2 separate regions of the Homo sapiens genome follow, and region 2 is linked to region 1. A link is a loop called in an ENCODE intact Hi-C map of the cell type or tissue named here. Cell type or tissue: Calu3. All regions are shown on one strand.

Region 1 (8,000 bases):
CTGCTGTGGCATGATCTCGGCTTAAGCTCTGCCTCCCAGGTTCACGCGATTCTCCTGCCTTAGCCTCCTGAGTAGCTGGGATTACAGGCACACGCCACAACGCTCTGCTAATTTTTTGTATGTTTAGTAGAGACGGGGGTTTCACCATGTTGGGCAAGCTGGTCTCGAACTTCTGACCTCAGGTGATCTGCCCGCCTCCACCTCCCGAAGTGCCGGGATTACAGGCGTGAGTCATCGCGCCCAGCCACATTCTTTTATTATTTCAGAAGTAGGGAAAAATATTTTTCTGCTTGTCTCCTCAGGTGAATGTTGAAGTAAAGTAGATTAGGATGAGGCAGGTTGGTTGTCACTGGGGAATTTTGTACATTGTTTCCTAAAATGAGGAAAAGCAAACATAATGAAAACATTGCATTTGTGTCTGTTATCTTTGCTCACACGCTAGCACTTTTTTTTTTTTTTTTTTTGAGACAGAGTCTGGTTCTGTCACCCAGGCTGGAGTGCAGCGGCATGATCTCGGCTCACTGCAACCTCTGCCTCCCGGGCGCAAGTGATTCTCCTGCCTCAGCCTCCCAAGTAGCTGGGATTACAGGCACCCACCGCCATGCCCAGCTAATTTTTGTATTTTTAGTAGAGACGGGGTTTCACCATGTTGGCCAGGTGGCCAGGCTCAGGTGATCTGCCCGCCTCAGCCTCCCAAAGTGCTGGGATTACAGACGTGAGCCACCATGTACTTTTGCCTACTGAATTACATCTCTAGATTTTAGCATCTAGAACTGGTCTGTCCAGTGCTTTAGCCACTATGACTTTGTGATATTTGGGCACTTGAAATATGGCTGTTCCAAGTTGAGATGTGCAGGGAACATGCAACACACATCAGAATTTGACAATGGGGCCAGGCATGGTGGCTCACACCTGTAATCCCAGCACTTTGAGAGGCTGAGGTGGGTGGATCACCTGAGGTCAGGAGTTCGAGACCAGCCTGGCCAACATGGTGAAACCCCGTTTCTACTAAAGATACAAAATTAACCGGGTGTGGCGGGCCCCTGTAATCCCATCTATTCGGGATGCTGAGGCAGGAGAATCGCTTGAACCCTGGAGGCGGAGGTTGCAGTGAACTGAGATCACGCCACTGCACTCCAGCCTGGGCAATAAGAGTGAAACTCTGTCTCAAAAAAAAAAAAAAAAGAGAAAGAAATTTGAGAATGGGTATGGAAAAAAGAATGCCAGTTAGCTCATTGATGTGTTTTTTTATGATGACATTTTGAAACGGTAATACTTTGGATCTCTGGGTTAAAAAACAGAATATTAAAAGTAATCTTACCTGTTTCTTTGTAGTTTTTTTTAATGTGATTATTAGAAAATTTAAAATTACATATGTGGCTTGCCTTATTTCTGCCCAGCAACTCTGGTTGAAAGACGCTGACCTGGGGGCTCCCGAAAGCTTTATCCCTGGGGCCCTGTGAGCTGCTTGTGGTCATTCTCGCTGCTTTTCCCCAAGTAGAACTGTCCATACTTGGTCCAGCTGCTGGGACCCTCCTACCTGCCAGCAGTGCTTATCTCCCAGCCTGGGGTTGATGACAGCAAGAGGGCACGCAGGCCTGCAGACCAGCTCTTTCTTAGAACAAAAGAGTTCAAGGGGTTCTTGAGATGATTAGGGTCCGCAGAGTTTGAGTAACACTCTTGAAATGCTCAAAAGCAGTTGGTTGGCGAGAATGGTTCTGAATTCTGCTAGCCACTTAGGCATTGTTTGCTGTTGCTACTTTTTCTAGGATACTCTTGCATTTTAAACAAACCTCTTGGAGGGGTTTCAACCCTTTTGGCTCTGCCCCCCTACAATCACGCTAGATCTTGTAGCCCATGACGGCACACCCGCAGGGAGAGCTGTCAGGGTAGCCTGTAAATGGAGGCCGTGGAGATAAGTGGATGTTGCACTAGATTTTCATTGTCTGTTGACAAACCTCTGTGGCATTTGCACAGAGAACAAAGAGTTTAGACCGTGGGACTCAGGAGGCCTTCCAGTTTGCTGGTGTTGGTGAGAGAGAGCAGCACATCTGCATTCTGTAGAAGTCTGCAAGGAAGATTTATTGCCCTTTGAAAAGCCAAGGTATGCACTTCAACACAGATTTTTACGTGGGTTCATCTAGGGATGCTTGTTTCAAACACCAGTAGGGCGTACGTCTTTGCATAGGTCTTGGATGTCTTGGACTAGGATGCTGTGGTATTTTATTGGAGTATCTGTGGTGGCGTTGCAGAGTTTCTGAATCATGCTGATAAAGGACTTTTTTTTTTTTTTTTTACGAAGTGTAAATTTCAGGCGATATTTACTTAGCAAGCCAGTTTTGTTATGTATACTTCTGTGGGAACTTCTAAAATAATTTTTAAATGGTATCTTTTAAAATGACTGGTCTTTCAACTAAACAGTTTCAAAACAAATACTTGAATTGCAGTGAGCATTAATTATTGGAATAAATCATAGCCACAGAGGTGTATATACCAGCATTTTGTAGTAGATTACTCAGGAGCAATGCGTTGTTTCCTTGACAGAAAATTTATATGATTTCCTTCTTTCCTTCCTTCCTGCCTGCCTGCCTTCTTCCTTCTGCCTTCCCGTCCTCCCTCTCTCCTTTCTTTTCCTTCTCTCTCTCTCCCTTCTCCCTTCCTTCCTTCCTTTGTTCGGAGCTAATGCAAGATTGTTTTGGAGGCAGACCAGGTTTGAGAATCACCGAATTGATGAATCCACAGACAAGAGGTGGGGAAGGCACCCTTGTGTTTTTGGTAACCACCCAGAAGGCCCTGACCTCACCCTCTGGAGCACTGGCTCAGTGCAGGAGTGCCCTGCCACCCCACTGCACCCCAGAATCCTGGGGGGGCTGCTAAGATCCAGCTCCTGTCATTCCACTTCTGCACAGCTGGATTGGTGCCTGGGTACTGTCTGATTCTGCTGTAAAGACAGGGGTGAGAGCCTCCTTTCTAGACCATTTCTTTCCTTTTTCTTTTCTTTTTTTTGAGATGGAGCCTTGCTTTGTTGCCCAGGCTGGAGCGCAGTGGCACGATCTCGGCTCACTGCAGCCTCTGCCTCCTGGGTTCAAGCAGTTCTGCCTCAGCCTCCTGTGTAGGTGTGATTACAGGCATGTGCTACCATGCCCAGCTAATTTTTGTATTTTTAGTAGAGACAGGGTTTCACCGTGTTGGCCAGGCTGGTCTCCAACTCCTGACCTCCGTTGATCCACCCACCTAGGCCTCCCAAAGTGCTGGGATTACAGGCATGAGCCACCGTGCCTGGCCAAGACCATTTCTTTAAATATAGAGATAAGGTCTCACAGTATTGTCCAGGCTGGTCTTGAATTCCTGGGTTTAAGCAATCCTCCCACCCCTGCCTCCCAAACTGCTGGGATTACAGGCTTGAGCCATATCACCTAAACACCTGAGAGCTTATTGGGAGCTTGCCTGGCTACTGCTGATTGTGCCTTCTGAGTCCTGAGATTACTCTGCTTGTAGTTTCCTTCCTTCCATGAGGCTTAAGAAGGAGAGAAGGACTCCATTTTTCAGAGAGCAGAAGCGAGGCCAGGAGTGTTGAGGCGGAGAGGGCAGGAGCTGGGGCTGTCGTCTGCAGTCCGGTTGAGGAGCAGCATGCTGGCTTCCCAGGGGAGCTCCTGCCCTGCTCCTCCCTGCCCCCGCCCTGCTGTGCGGCAGGGCCCCCCTTGCATTAAGGCTTTACCACTGGGGGTTTTGCAAGTTTATTGCACGCATGTCCTTGCTTCTAGCCAGGAGTTTGGCTTTTTACCAGGTGGCAGAGTGTGTGTGTGTGTGTGTGTGTGTGTGTGTGTGTGTGTGTGTGTGTGTGTTGTGGTGTTGGGGAGGGGGCGGCTTACATCATGGCCAGAGTATTTGGGAAGGATGGATGGGGTGGGAGGGAGATGGATGGATGGGGATGCTGGAATCCACCCCTAGGAAATTCCTTTGGGTGTCTCAGTGTCCTGCTGGGGAAGGAGCTCTTGTTGGGTTGAGCCTGTTGGGTGTTCTTACCATTGGTCCTCAGGAGGTGAGAGGCTTCCTGGGAACGAGATAGGGGAAGCAGAGGGCCTTTGTTCTGGTCTAGATGGGGCGTGTCATCCAGGGGTAGTGGAGAAGCTGATGAGGAGCCAGTAGGAACTAGGAGGAACTTTCCTTCCTTGGCTTCGGGCCTCAGAGCCTCCGGTGAGCTGCCTCACCAGGACATGGCTGTATTTGATGGACAGACCTCAGACGTCAGCCTCCTGGGCTCGGCCCATTCTCCATTCACTGCAGCAGGGTCTTCACTGCAGCCCCCCTGCCACTGCTTTGTCCCACCCCTTGATTCCCCTGAGGGAGATCTTGGGAATTTCCAAATTTTGAGTGACTGAAGGCCTTTCAAACTGAGAAAGAATTAAAAATGGATCCTTCAAAATGACTTGTCTACTGTGTGGTTCTTTTAAAACATAATTTGAAAAGAGTATACTGCATTGTAAAACAGTAATTTTGCCCACATTTTATTGGTAAGGGTGGAGGTGATTTTAGTCCTTAGTGGTTTGTAGAGCTTGGCGGGTTAGTCTGAGACTGTTTTTTCTTGTGCTGGACAAAGGTGAATGTCTTCATTGTTTCATTGTGTAGAGCTGTTAATAGTTTATGGAGGGTGATTAAGTAGCGCTGCATAAGCCAATTTACAGTGTGTCTTAGTCTACACTGGCACTTGGCTAATTTGCAGAAAATTGGACCTTTCAACATGGGGCTTCCTCCCTCTACTCCGTGGGGGCTTCTCCTATTCATCCCTCAGCAGTCTGGCTTCCCCTCCAACACCGCAGGCTCCAGTCCTCTGTGTATCCCCACATTAGTCCTCCTGGTGTCAAGTTTCAATGATCTGTTTGCACTTCATCCCCATTGGACTGCAGGCATCTGGGAATGAGGCGTGTCCCTTACTAATCTTTGCGCTGGATCTCTGGCACAGTATCTGTGTTGTTAAATGCGTCAGTGGCCACCTCTGCTTTCCATGAAGCATTTCTGATTATCCACTCACCTTCTTTCTCAGAGTTAGCCTCTTTAATCCCCACAGTTCCTGGGAGGTAGATTGTATTTGCTTTTCCTCTACATTCGATGAGGAAATGAAGGCCCGTGGAGGTTCATTTGTCCAAGGCCACATGGCTAAGATGTGGTAAAGCCAGGGTTCCTGTCCAGGCGGTTTGGCCCCCTGGATAGAGCCATTATCAAAAACCACTATCCTTCGGTCTAGCCAGGAAAAAAAACTTCAGACAGCCCACAGAGGAGGGATGTTTCACAGAATACCTGACCAGCATTTCTCAAAACCGTCAAGGCTATCAAAGAAGGAGCATGACGATTACATCCAATGTCCCAGAAGGGGTCCTGGGACGGAAAAAGGACATTAGGTGGAAACTGGAGAACTCTGAATGAAGTGTGGCATTGAGTTCATGGTAAGGTGCCAGTGTCGGTTCCTTAGTGTGATAAATGTCCACATTATGTAAGATATAAGAACAGGAACCAGAGTGAGAGGTGTACAGGGACTCCCTGTATTATCTTTGCAACTTGTCTGGAAAATCTAAAACTATTCTAAAATGAAAAGTTTACTTAACAACTTAATGACAATGCCACCACTAAGCCCACTGCACTCCACTGCCTGGCTGGCTTGTCACACACTCTGGGTACCCTCACTCCTCGCTGCCTGGTGCCCACCCACTGCTGGGGAGAGGCTGTGTCCTCGGAGAAGAGTCCCCTCCAATTTCAGCACGTAACAGTGACGGAGGGATATAACTAGGGCTAGTCACAGGGCCATCAGAAGTGCTGCCCCCACTTATTTATTTATTTATTTATGTTTTTAGCAGTGTAGTCTGTTCCAAAGTCTCTGTTGAACCCAACAGGAGGTGTAATATGGAGAGAAATGAAAATGAATTTTGCTGTAGGAGGGAAATAATTTTCTTTTTTTTTTTTTTTTTTTGAGACAGAGTCTCACTCCCTCACCCAGGCTGGAGTGTGGTGGCACGATCTCAGCTCACCGCAACCTCTGCCTCCCGAGTTCAAGCGATTCTCCCACCTCAGCCTGCTGAGTAGCTGGGACTACAGGCATGCACCACCACACCTGGCTAATTTTTGTATTCTTAGTAGAGATGGAGTCTTGCCATGTTGGCCAGGCTGGTCTCAAACTCCTGATCTCAGGTGATCTGCCTGCTCAGCCTCTCAAAAGTGCTGGGATTACAGGCGTGAGCCATGGTGCCCAGCAGGAGAGAAATAATTTTCTATAGACAAAATCTTAGTGTCAAGAGGACCAAAGAGGCATTTATGTCATTTAAATGTTTCTCATCCTCTTCAGCCTCCTTATCGCTTTTCTGTTGGGGGTAGCTTGTAATTGTAAGTTCTTTTTTTTTTTTTTTTTTTGAGACAGAGTCTCACTGTGTCACCCAGGCTGGAGTGCAGTGGCGCAATCTCGGCTCACTGCAAACTCCGCCTCCCAGGTTCAAGCCATTCTCCTGCCTCAGCCTCCCGAGTAGCTGGGACTACAGGCGCCCGCCACCACGCCCGGCTAATTTTTTTTGTATTTTTAGTAGAGATGGGGCTTCACCGTGTTAGCCAGGATGGTCTTGATCTCCTGACCTCGTGATCTGCCCGCCTCGGCCTCCCAAAGTGGTGGGATTACAGGTGTGAGCCACCGTGCCTGGCCTGTAAGTTCTTTTTCAATGTTTTGTGTCTGGAAAGTAGCTGGGCTGGTAATGTTGTTGGTTTGGAGAAACTGTGGTGCGTTGGTTGAACGAGGCCTGTGCATTCTTTGGTTCTGTAGCAAGGCCTTGAGAGGAGAGTTAAATTAAAGCAATATGAGGGCTGAAAGCCATCTGGATGTGACCCAGTAAGGTGCCAGCAGCAAGACCCCAAATACAGGTACTGCTTTGTTGGGTTGAAGACCTATGGCATCTTTTGTTTGTTTGTTTGTGTTTGAGATAGGCTCTCGCTCTGTCACCCAGGCTGGAGTGCAGTGGCGCAGTCTTGGCTCACTGTAACTTCCGCCTCCTTGGTTCAGGAGACTCTCTCACCTCAACCTTCCAAGTAGCTTGGACTATAGGCGCATGCCACCATGCCCAGCTAATTTTTGAATTTTTTTGTAGTGACGGGGGTCTCACCATGTTGCCCAGGCTGATCCTGAACTCCTGAGTTCAAGTGACCTGCCTTCCTTAGCCTCCCACAATGCTGGGATTACAGTCGTGAGCCACCGTGCCCGGCAACCCCATGGCTTGAAGCATTTTGGTTAGCCGTCTCATGTGATCTTTTTGTGTTATGTATCAGATAAGCTAGGTGTCAACTCATTTTGTGCAGAGAGATCTCAAGTAATGAATAACTGTGCTGAGCTATGGGTAGAAGAGCTGGAGCTTGAGTCCCTGTCTTCTAGGGGAGCACCCAGTGCCATTTCTGTAACCTCATACTGAAACCTTCCAGCAGCCCTGCCTCTCTCTCTTGGTAGCATGGTTTCTGTAGATGCATTTACCATTCAACGGAGCAATAAGTCTGGCCCTGTTCTAGGTGCTGAGGATTCCACAGCAAGTAAAATCCATTTCTGCCTCCCATAATACAAATGATATAAATATGATGTAAATACTAGTCAAAGCACTGAAATAACTTGTTTTGGTGTTCTAGAGAAAGTATATAAAAATTAGAGACATTTGTACAGGTCTCGCTTGTGAACTGCTTTCTAGATGTTTTCTGAAACCTGTAACATTTGTGTGTGATGAAAATGAGAGCTGATATTCCTTTACTTGCAAATAATGGAAACTCCACAAAAACTAGTGCAAACTGAAAAGAGGACCTTCTTGCATATGTAATAAGGAGGGTCAAGAATGAAGATGGTGGTTGGGATAACGGATTCCAGGGAGTGAATGAGGTCAGGTGTGAGTCTACCTATTTGTCTGCATAGTTGTCTCTCCCTCCCTGTCTCTTTTAATTTGTGATATAATTCACACATCATGACATTCACCCATTTAAAGTAT
Region 2 (8,000 bases), 160 kb after region 1:
TCCCACCCCTGTCCGTCTAGCTCATGCAGACTGAGATATTTTTTTTTCCCCTCTAAGCATTAGCCGCCCTGAATTAACGTTTTCACGGGCAGCCCCCTCAATGTGTGCTTTCTGGTAGTGACTTTGTTCTAAAGCTCACTTTGCTCCCCCAGCGGCTACAAAGGACCAATTCCCAAATCCCCATCAGCCTCCCTCCCAGCTGTCACTCCCTCAGAAGACTCTGGAGCAAAGGGCCAGGTTTGAGACTGGAGACCAGAGGTTAGGGGTGGACTGCGGTTCTCAAGATCAGGGTCTGAAACTCCCCTGGGTCTTCTCTCATCTGTGCAGATGGTCCACTCTGCTTCATTAGCTCTTCAGCACTTCACTCTGTTCTTCTTCATCCTAGGGGTACTTTCCTTGTTTTTTTCTCCGGCAAGTTCTTTCTATGACCCTCAAAAATATGCGACAAAGAATAGTGACAATAATAAAAACACCACCGCATTAGATGCTGGGGTTTGCGTTCACCCCTCCTCAATATAAAGACGATTCTTACTGATTATAAAATATTAGGGAAATATGTGAAATGTTTTAAAAATTAGTTACCCATAATTTTACCAGCCAGAGACAACCCTCTTTATATTTGTTGTGTATATACTTTTCTTCCCTTTAAATTGGGATCATAGTTTACCTTAATTTTGTAACCTACTTTTTTTTTTAACTTAATAAATCTTGAAACATTCTTTCGCATTTTTTCATGACTATAAAATTCTGTCAGTGGCTATACTTTCAAGTCAGATTTCTATTACTGGATTGTTTATTTGTTGTTGCAAATAATAGTACTGTATTTTTCATGTGCACAAATACTTTCTCCTTAAGGTAAATTCTTGAAAGTGTATTTGCCAATCAGAATATGCACGTTGTTATGACTTTGATGTATATATAGCCAAACTGCCCTCATTAAAGCCAACAGCAAACAAGATATATATATCCAATGTGTATAACAATGGATGTATAGCTTTAATATATAAAGAGCCTTCACAAATCAATAAGAACATGTTTTAGTAGAAAAACGAGTAAAAAACAGAAACAAGAAATTTGCAAAAGGTGAAATATAAAATTACTTGAAGTTCTCAATAGTGTAATCAAATAAATGAAGTTTAAAATGAGATACTTTTGCTAGTGTGAGGATTGAATGGTTTAATGGTTTTATGCTTTTTTTTTTTTTTTTTGGGACATGATTATGTTGCCCAGGCTGGAGTGCAGGGGCTATTTACAAGCACAATCATAGCACACTACAGTCTCAAACTCCTGGCTGCAAGAGATCCTCCTGCCTCGGCACTGGAGTAGCTGGGGCTATAGGGGCACACCACTGCTCCTGGCTCTGTGTTGCTTTTTAATAACACTTCTTGGTTTCTGTGACTATTTGAAGAAACTGCCATTAATGGATTCTGCTATTCTGCTGCTGGGAGTATAAATTGTTGCAACCTTTTCTGAAGAACAGTTGTGTACTTTTTTTTTTTTTTTTTTTTTGAGATGGAGTCTCCCTTTGTTGCCCAGGCTGGAGTGCAGTGGTGCAAACCTGGCCCACTGCAATCTCTGCCTCCTAGGTTCATGCAATTCTCCTGCCTCAGCCTCCTGAGTAGCTGGGATTACAGGCGTGCACCACCACGCCCAGCTAATTTTTGCATTTTTAGTAGAGACAGGGTTTCACCATGTTGGCCAGGCTGGTTTCAAACTCCTGACCTCATGATCCACCCGCCTTGACATACCAAAGTTCTGGGATTACAGCCCTGAGTCACCATGCTCGGCCTCTTTTTTTGTTGTTGTTGTTTTTTTAACTTTGTCTTGCCTCCCCTGGGAGCTGAATGATTATATAGATATACATACACATACACCTGCTGAGAAGGGAGAAGTGAGGGCGAATAGGAACTTGACTGGGCTCCCTCACCTTGAGCAATCTTCTCCTCACTGCTAAACATTTCCAAAAAGAGTCTGTGACTATTTTCTTCTTTCTAATGCCAGGCAATCAAGGCTGCACTTGCTACCCTTCTGCAGGAAGCTTCCCAGCCAGCACAGTTTCTCTCTGCCCTGCCTCTTAATCCCCACCCCTGCTCCCAGGCCTGGGACACTGCTAACCACCCCTCCTTCCTGACACCTCTCTGACCACCCCTCCTCCTCTTGACTGGTTCCTCTGGAGGTAGGCATGGCCTCGGGTTCTGCCCCCAGTTTCTCACTCGCTGGGCTCCAAAAGAAACACTGGCTTCTCTCCTTCAGCTCCAGGCTAGGTGAGTACCTCTCCCCTGTGTATTTCCACCTCAAAACCCTCCTCTAAGCTTTGGCCTCATCATCTCCCTTAATTTTGTAACTTACTTGATTTTCCTAGTTTTCTAGATTTTCTAGTTCCGTGCTACTCTGCTTCACCTGTTTAGCACTTTGAACTGAAATGTGTCCATAATTAAACTTCACATCCTTTTCCTTCCGCGTCAGCTATCTCAAACAGATGATTCTTGCTTAACCCTTTTCCTATGTATCAGGATAAGTCAGGGTTCTTGGCCTCGGCAGTACTGGCATTTTGAGCTGGACAGGTTATTCTTTGTTGTTGGGCTCTAGCCTGAGCTTTGAAGGAGGCTTCAAAGCAGCGCTGGCATCTACCTGCTAGACGCTAGTAACACTCTCCTCTCTCAACGTCTCCAGACTTTCCCGGGTGCCCCCCAGGGGGCAAAACCACCTCCTCTTGAAAACCACTGGGCTGTCGATGCTGATGATTTCTTGGTTTTTATTCTTATTTTTTATTTGCTGTCAATAAAAACGGCATCTACATGTAAGTTAACTTGTTATATAGCATTTGTTATTGCTTTTAACTGTGTGTTTTACTATTCAACTAAAATAGAAAATGGTGTATCGTTTCACACTTTCTGGATGTACTTAGTCATTCAGTTAAATGTCTATTTTGTTTCCCTTTTTAGTAAGTCGTGTTAGGAGATGGGAAATGGTGGTGGTGGGCTTAGTATCAGTGCGTCCTGTGTCATTGTGTAACTGCTCTGTGCTAGCCACTGTCTCAGATGAATGGCTGTCCTAGTTTCAGCCACTCTGAAAGGATAAAACAGCTCATTAAAGTGTGCCAGATGCTTCATTTGTCAGTATTTCACTTAAAAGGGAATACTGTTTGGCTTTGGAATTCTGTAATATACCCAAAGTTTGCCTCTACAAAATTAAAGTGGTCCTATTAAAGATACAGTAACATTTTTCCCCTCACCCTCCACATTTAGGATGGTGAAAAATTCACTAGCAAACCAATGTTTTAGACCCTATTTAGTGATTTTTTTAAGAAAGAACTCTTCAGATAAATAAGAATATTAAGTAAGAGTATGCATAATAAGTTTGAATAACTGAGATTTCAGCTTTTAGCCGTTTGGCAAAAGACCATGATTTGAATATGAAATCTCGTAGGCATACTTTGGTCGTGTTTTCTTACGGGACCACAGAAGTTTAAATATGGTTATTATAACACATAAGTAGGGGTCTACGACAAATTTTGCTGAGCTAAAACAAATCCCCTTTGCTGAGCCAAAACAAATCCCGCTGGATTATGAAGGCCAAACATAAGGCATTGTTACTATGCTAATTGTGGTTTGAGGAATTGCAGAAGGAAAATTAGCCTACCACATTCTTTTTCTTCTTTTCTTTTTCTGGTATTGACTGAAACGTTGGCCTATGCATTTGATTCACTGACTGCATGGCATTGCTTTCAGTAAAGCTTGAGCTAGTCAGTTTACATTGGACTACAAGTGTACAGAGTTGCAGCTCTTAGAGGCTTTTAATCAGAGGTACCTTGCGAATTAGGGAAATAAGGTCCTGTGCAGAAGTGGAAGGGCAGGTTGGACCTGGTCGTGACATCATTTGACTGGGATTTCCAGGCTTCTAACACAGCCTGTGAGCATGCAGGAACAAAGAGGTGTACAACCTCTGAAAACTCTGTGGAACTGACCCTCTCTCAGAGCAGCCATTGTTTGCAGCGCTGTTGCATCAGCAGATGGGCCACTTCTATTCAGTTGCTCCTGCTATCTGGGGCGTGCTAGAGGCATTTCCTGGTTTACATAAACTCTGGGGCTCTGCCAACGTCCTTAGAGTTCAAGCCTTTCCCTTCTCATGCTCAATTAAAATAATTAACTACAGTACAATCGCCGCTTGTTCTCCACTTCTCACCTTGCCTGCTCACAGCACATCCATTCTTCTTGTTCCAGCCTGTCGCTACAAAGTAGTTAGATGATAGAGAAGGCAGGTTGGGAATATTCAAAGACTCTATAGCAACTGGCCTGGATGCAAAGGCTTTTTTTGTTCTTTGTCCTGGTCGTTTTGGTAAATGTGTAGTCGCGTATCTGAGACATAGATTGTGCTTTATTCGGTGCTGTGGAGAGTAGAAACTAGCAGCAGTACCTGGAAAGGGGCCCTGATCTGCGGGTGTGGATGAGTAGAGACTCTTCAGTTGAGATTTAGCTCTAGTGAGGGTTGGGTGCAAAAATGTAGGAAAGAGTGAAGAGATGAGCAGCTCATGTCTGAGTTTTTTCTGTTTCTGTTACTGTGTCACAGACCAGCCTCAGATCATAGTTCATGATGCCAAGATATTGTTGGAGTTGAATGCGGAGACAGACAGGGAGGATTTTTTAGAGTGTCTGCCAGTGTGTAATGTGTCATAATAGCATTTTCTGGGTTTGGGTTTTTTTTTTTTTTTTTTCCCGAGGCTCTGTCGCCTAGGCTAGAGTGTGGCGGTGGGATCTCGGCTCACTGCAGCCTTGACCTCCTGGGCTCAAACAGTCCTCCCATGTAGCTGGGACCACAAGTATGCACTACCATACCCAGCTAATTTTGTTTATTTTTGGTGGAAATGGGGTCTCCCTATATTGCCCAGGCTGATCTCGAACTCCTGGGCTCAAGCAATCCTTCTGCCTCAGCTTTCCAAATTACTGGAATTACAGGTGTTAGCCACTGCACCTGGCCTCATGGTAGCATTTTTAAACAACATTCACCACCGTGGCCTGGTCCCACGGTTTTCTCGTGTAAATCACAGCATTTAGACTCTGCCCTACAGCTCTCTCCATTAGCCTGATGACTCTATAGCAATTCATTAACCTGGGCGTTTTTCTACCTATTCCAGGGCTAACAGCATAAGGTTTTCCTCTCAAGGAACAAGTTGATTTGTTGCTGTTTGCTCAGTGAATAAAAGCAACCTCTCCTTTAGACAATTTATGGCGAACAAGATGATAAAGCAAGTTACTCTTTCAACATTTCTGGAGTAAAATGATGGATGAGGCTGTCCTGGGAGGCCACACATCATGGTGGACCAAATGAGGTTTTAACACTGATCCGGCCTGCCTTTTACCAGCCACAGGTCATTGGTTTGTCACTTTAGTTTTCTGTTCTCCCATCAGGGAAGGGAGTACAGAAGCCACCCTTTGTAGGGTAGGTACAAAGAGGAACTGTGAGCAAGTCTGTAAAACTCCTGGCTCAGACTCTGGCACGGACGGAGACACCACTGATGGCCGTGGTGGCTGATAAACAGCAGTCATAGTCATCATTATGGAAAGAAGTGGCATTGGAGTCTTTTTTTTTTTTTTGAGACAGAGTTTCGTGCTTGTCACCCAGGCTGGAGTGCAATGGCGCAGTCTCAGCTTACTGCAACCTCCGCCTCCCGGGTTCAAGTGATTCTCCTGCCTTAGCCTCCCAAGTAGCTGGGATTACAGGTGTGCGCCACCACGTCCGGCTAATTTTTGTATTTTTAGTAGAGACGGGGTTTCACCATGTTGGCCAGGCTGGTCTCGAACTCCTGACCTCAGTTGATCCGCCCACCTTGGCCTCCCAAAGTGCTGAATTTATAGGCATGAGCCACCATGCCCGGCCTGACATCGGGAGTCTTGGTAGAGAACTCTGGTGTTCACTGTGTGGCTCTCCCAGCAAAAAACAGGTGTGTTCGTTTCTTCTCGTGATCTGTCATTTGAACGTGGGCACCGTTGACTGAACTCAGCAGCACATTGCCAGGTAGAATTTGTGAAGGACGTACGTTCATTTTGGGGTAGGCGTGGGGAATATCAAATTCATGGAAGCAATATGATCAGAACCCTGAAAGCTGTTCTTTTAAGTCGAAAGATGTGGTAGATGTTAAGTAAAGCAAATTGGATCGCTGAAGGAAGTGGATGAAATGTGTTAATAAGGACAGGTGAGGAGAAAGCTGTCACTCATGAATAGCCTTCTGTCTGCTGCTTCTTGGATTTAGGAGCATATACTCCTTTGTTTTCTTTCTTTCTTTTTTTTTTTGCATCCCTTTTATTTTTAACATTGTGCTTAATCTGTGGAAGAGTCTTCAACTTAAAACTCTTTCATACGAATTCTCAGGCACTCCTATCTTAGAGAAAGCGTCAGGCTGCCCCTGAAGCCAGCCTGGCATGTCACACATTGGACCCTTTCCTGCTGGTAGCAGGAGGGAGGCACTTAACAATTAAGCAGTTCGAGTCACCCAGCTCAGAAGCCTGGACTCCCTGCCTGGACGTGGATGCTGCGATGCCGAGCCGTCAACTCGTGGCGCCCCCTGCCCAGAGTCCAGCCTGGAGAGTCCTGAAGAGGCCCGGGGATGGGAATAACCTGGCCTTTGAGTGCTGCCTGACCTCCCGTTTCCTAGCAACTCCCAACTGCTCAATGGGATATTTTGTGGTGTTTCTAATTTATACTTAACAGATATTGGCTGTGATCTAAGGCTGGCTAATTTCCCATTATGACTTTCAGGCAACCACTTTAATACATGAATAAGCAAGAAAAGGACTCCTAGGATGCGCAGCTCACCAATACCCTCTTCCCACCAGGCCTTCCTTCCTTCTGGAAAGCAGAATTTACCGAGGACTTGCCAATAAATTACCATTTATCTCAGAGCAGACGGCACTGAGCAATTTTCAAGGAAAATTCTCCATGTGACTTTTTTTTTCTTCTGGTATCTCAGTATATATTCATGAATATTTATAAATCAGCTATATCTATTATCAAAGAAGTAACTCTTTTCTTAGCTATGTTTTTAATGAAATGAAAAGGGCTGACTTGATCTCAGTTTCTTCCTGTAGAAATGGGATGATGGGGTGGGGTGATTTCTCAAGCCCCTTCCAGCACTCCACTAATATAAATCTGATGACCTTGTGGTCTTTTTAATATTTGGCATCTGTTTGGTGACTGGATGTTTAGCTCAGATTTTTCTGAGTGTGTGTATTTTTGTTGTTGTTGTTGTTTGTTTGTTTTGTTTTTTCTGAGATGGCGTCTTGCTCTGTCACCCAGGCTGGAGTGCAATGGCACGATCTCAGCTCACTGCAACCTCCACTTCCCGGGTTCAAGTGATTCTCCTGCCTCAGCCTCCTGAGTAGCTGGGATTACAGGCACCCGCTACCATGCCTGGCTAATTTTTGTACTTTTAGTAGAGATGGGGTTTTGCCATGTTGGCCAGGCTGGTCCCAAACTCCTGACCTCAAGTGATCTGCGCACCTCGGCCTCCCAAAGTGCTAGGATTACAGGCATGAGCCACCGCGCTCAGCTCTTACAATACCGTTAATGCAGCATTATAAAAAATATTCAGCCAAGCATTCCAAATCTCAGTTTGACCACTTTCCCGGCTTTGGATATTGAGGAACTTGTGGCTGCTGGATGCATTTTCCTCTTATTTCCCTCCTCATCTCCTCCCTTCTTTTTCTTGCTCAGTCCTCACTGCGTGGACATAACCTTAGTGATCGTGTAAGTGCTTTAGTGAGTTTCACAGCTATTTTAGCATTTTAATGACCGATTTGGGCCTCCTTGGCAACATCTACAAAGAGAGACAGCTGCCCTCCTAATTTGTATTTCTCAGCATGATTTTTCAGAACACGTCTGAATAAAGGAGCTGATGACCTGTTCAATATGGTGGACAGAGAAGTAGAAATAGAACACAGATGAATAGAGTGAGATGGAGGTTTAGTTTAGCCAGATAAAAAGGTTTCGTTAGGTTCACTAGA

The links. Hi-C counts contacts between places; a loop is a spot of excess contacts. Peaks named below come from ENCODE experiments on the same cell type or tissue, not always from the same donor. Only the 100,000 strongest peaks of a DNase experiment are listed, where the experiment ranks them.
Region 2: it touches region 1 in a loop (4-fold over the local background); 1 of 110 quality-filtered maps calls a loop at or near these places.

Annotation. Positions count from the first base shown.
Region 1 is chr5:16,891,599-16,899,598 of GRCh38, reverse strand. All of the region lies in intron 1 of MYO10 (myosin X), which reads left to right. Among named protein-coding and RNA genes, the nearest start is that of MYO10, 41 kb to the left of the region's middle. RefSeq lists enhancers at 1,296-2,156, 2,606-2,775. In Calu3, no CTCF peak of the experiment used is centred here; DNase peaks (open chromatin) are centred at 198, 4,118 and 4,908.
Region 2 is chr5:16,732,400-16,740,399 of GRCh38, reverse strand. The region is part of intron 19 of MYO10 (myosin X); the gene reads left to right. Among named protein-coding and RNA genes, the nearest start is that of RETREG1, 120 kb to the right of the region's middle. In Calu3, no CTCF peak of the experiment used is centred here; DNase peaks (open chromatin) are centred at 2,109 and 4,029.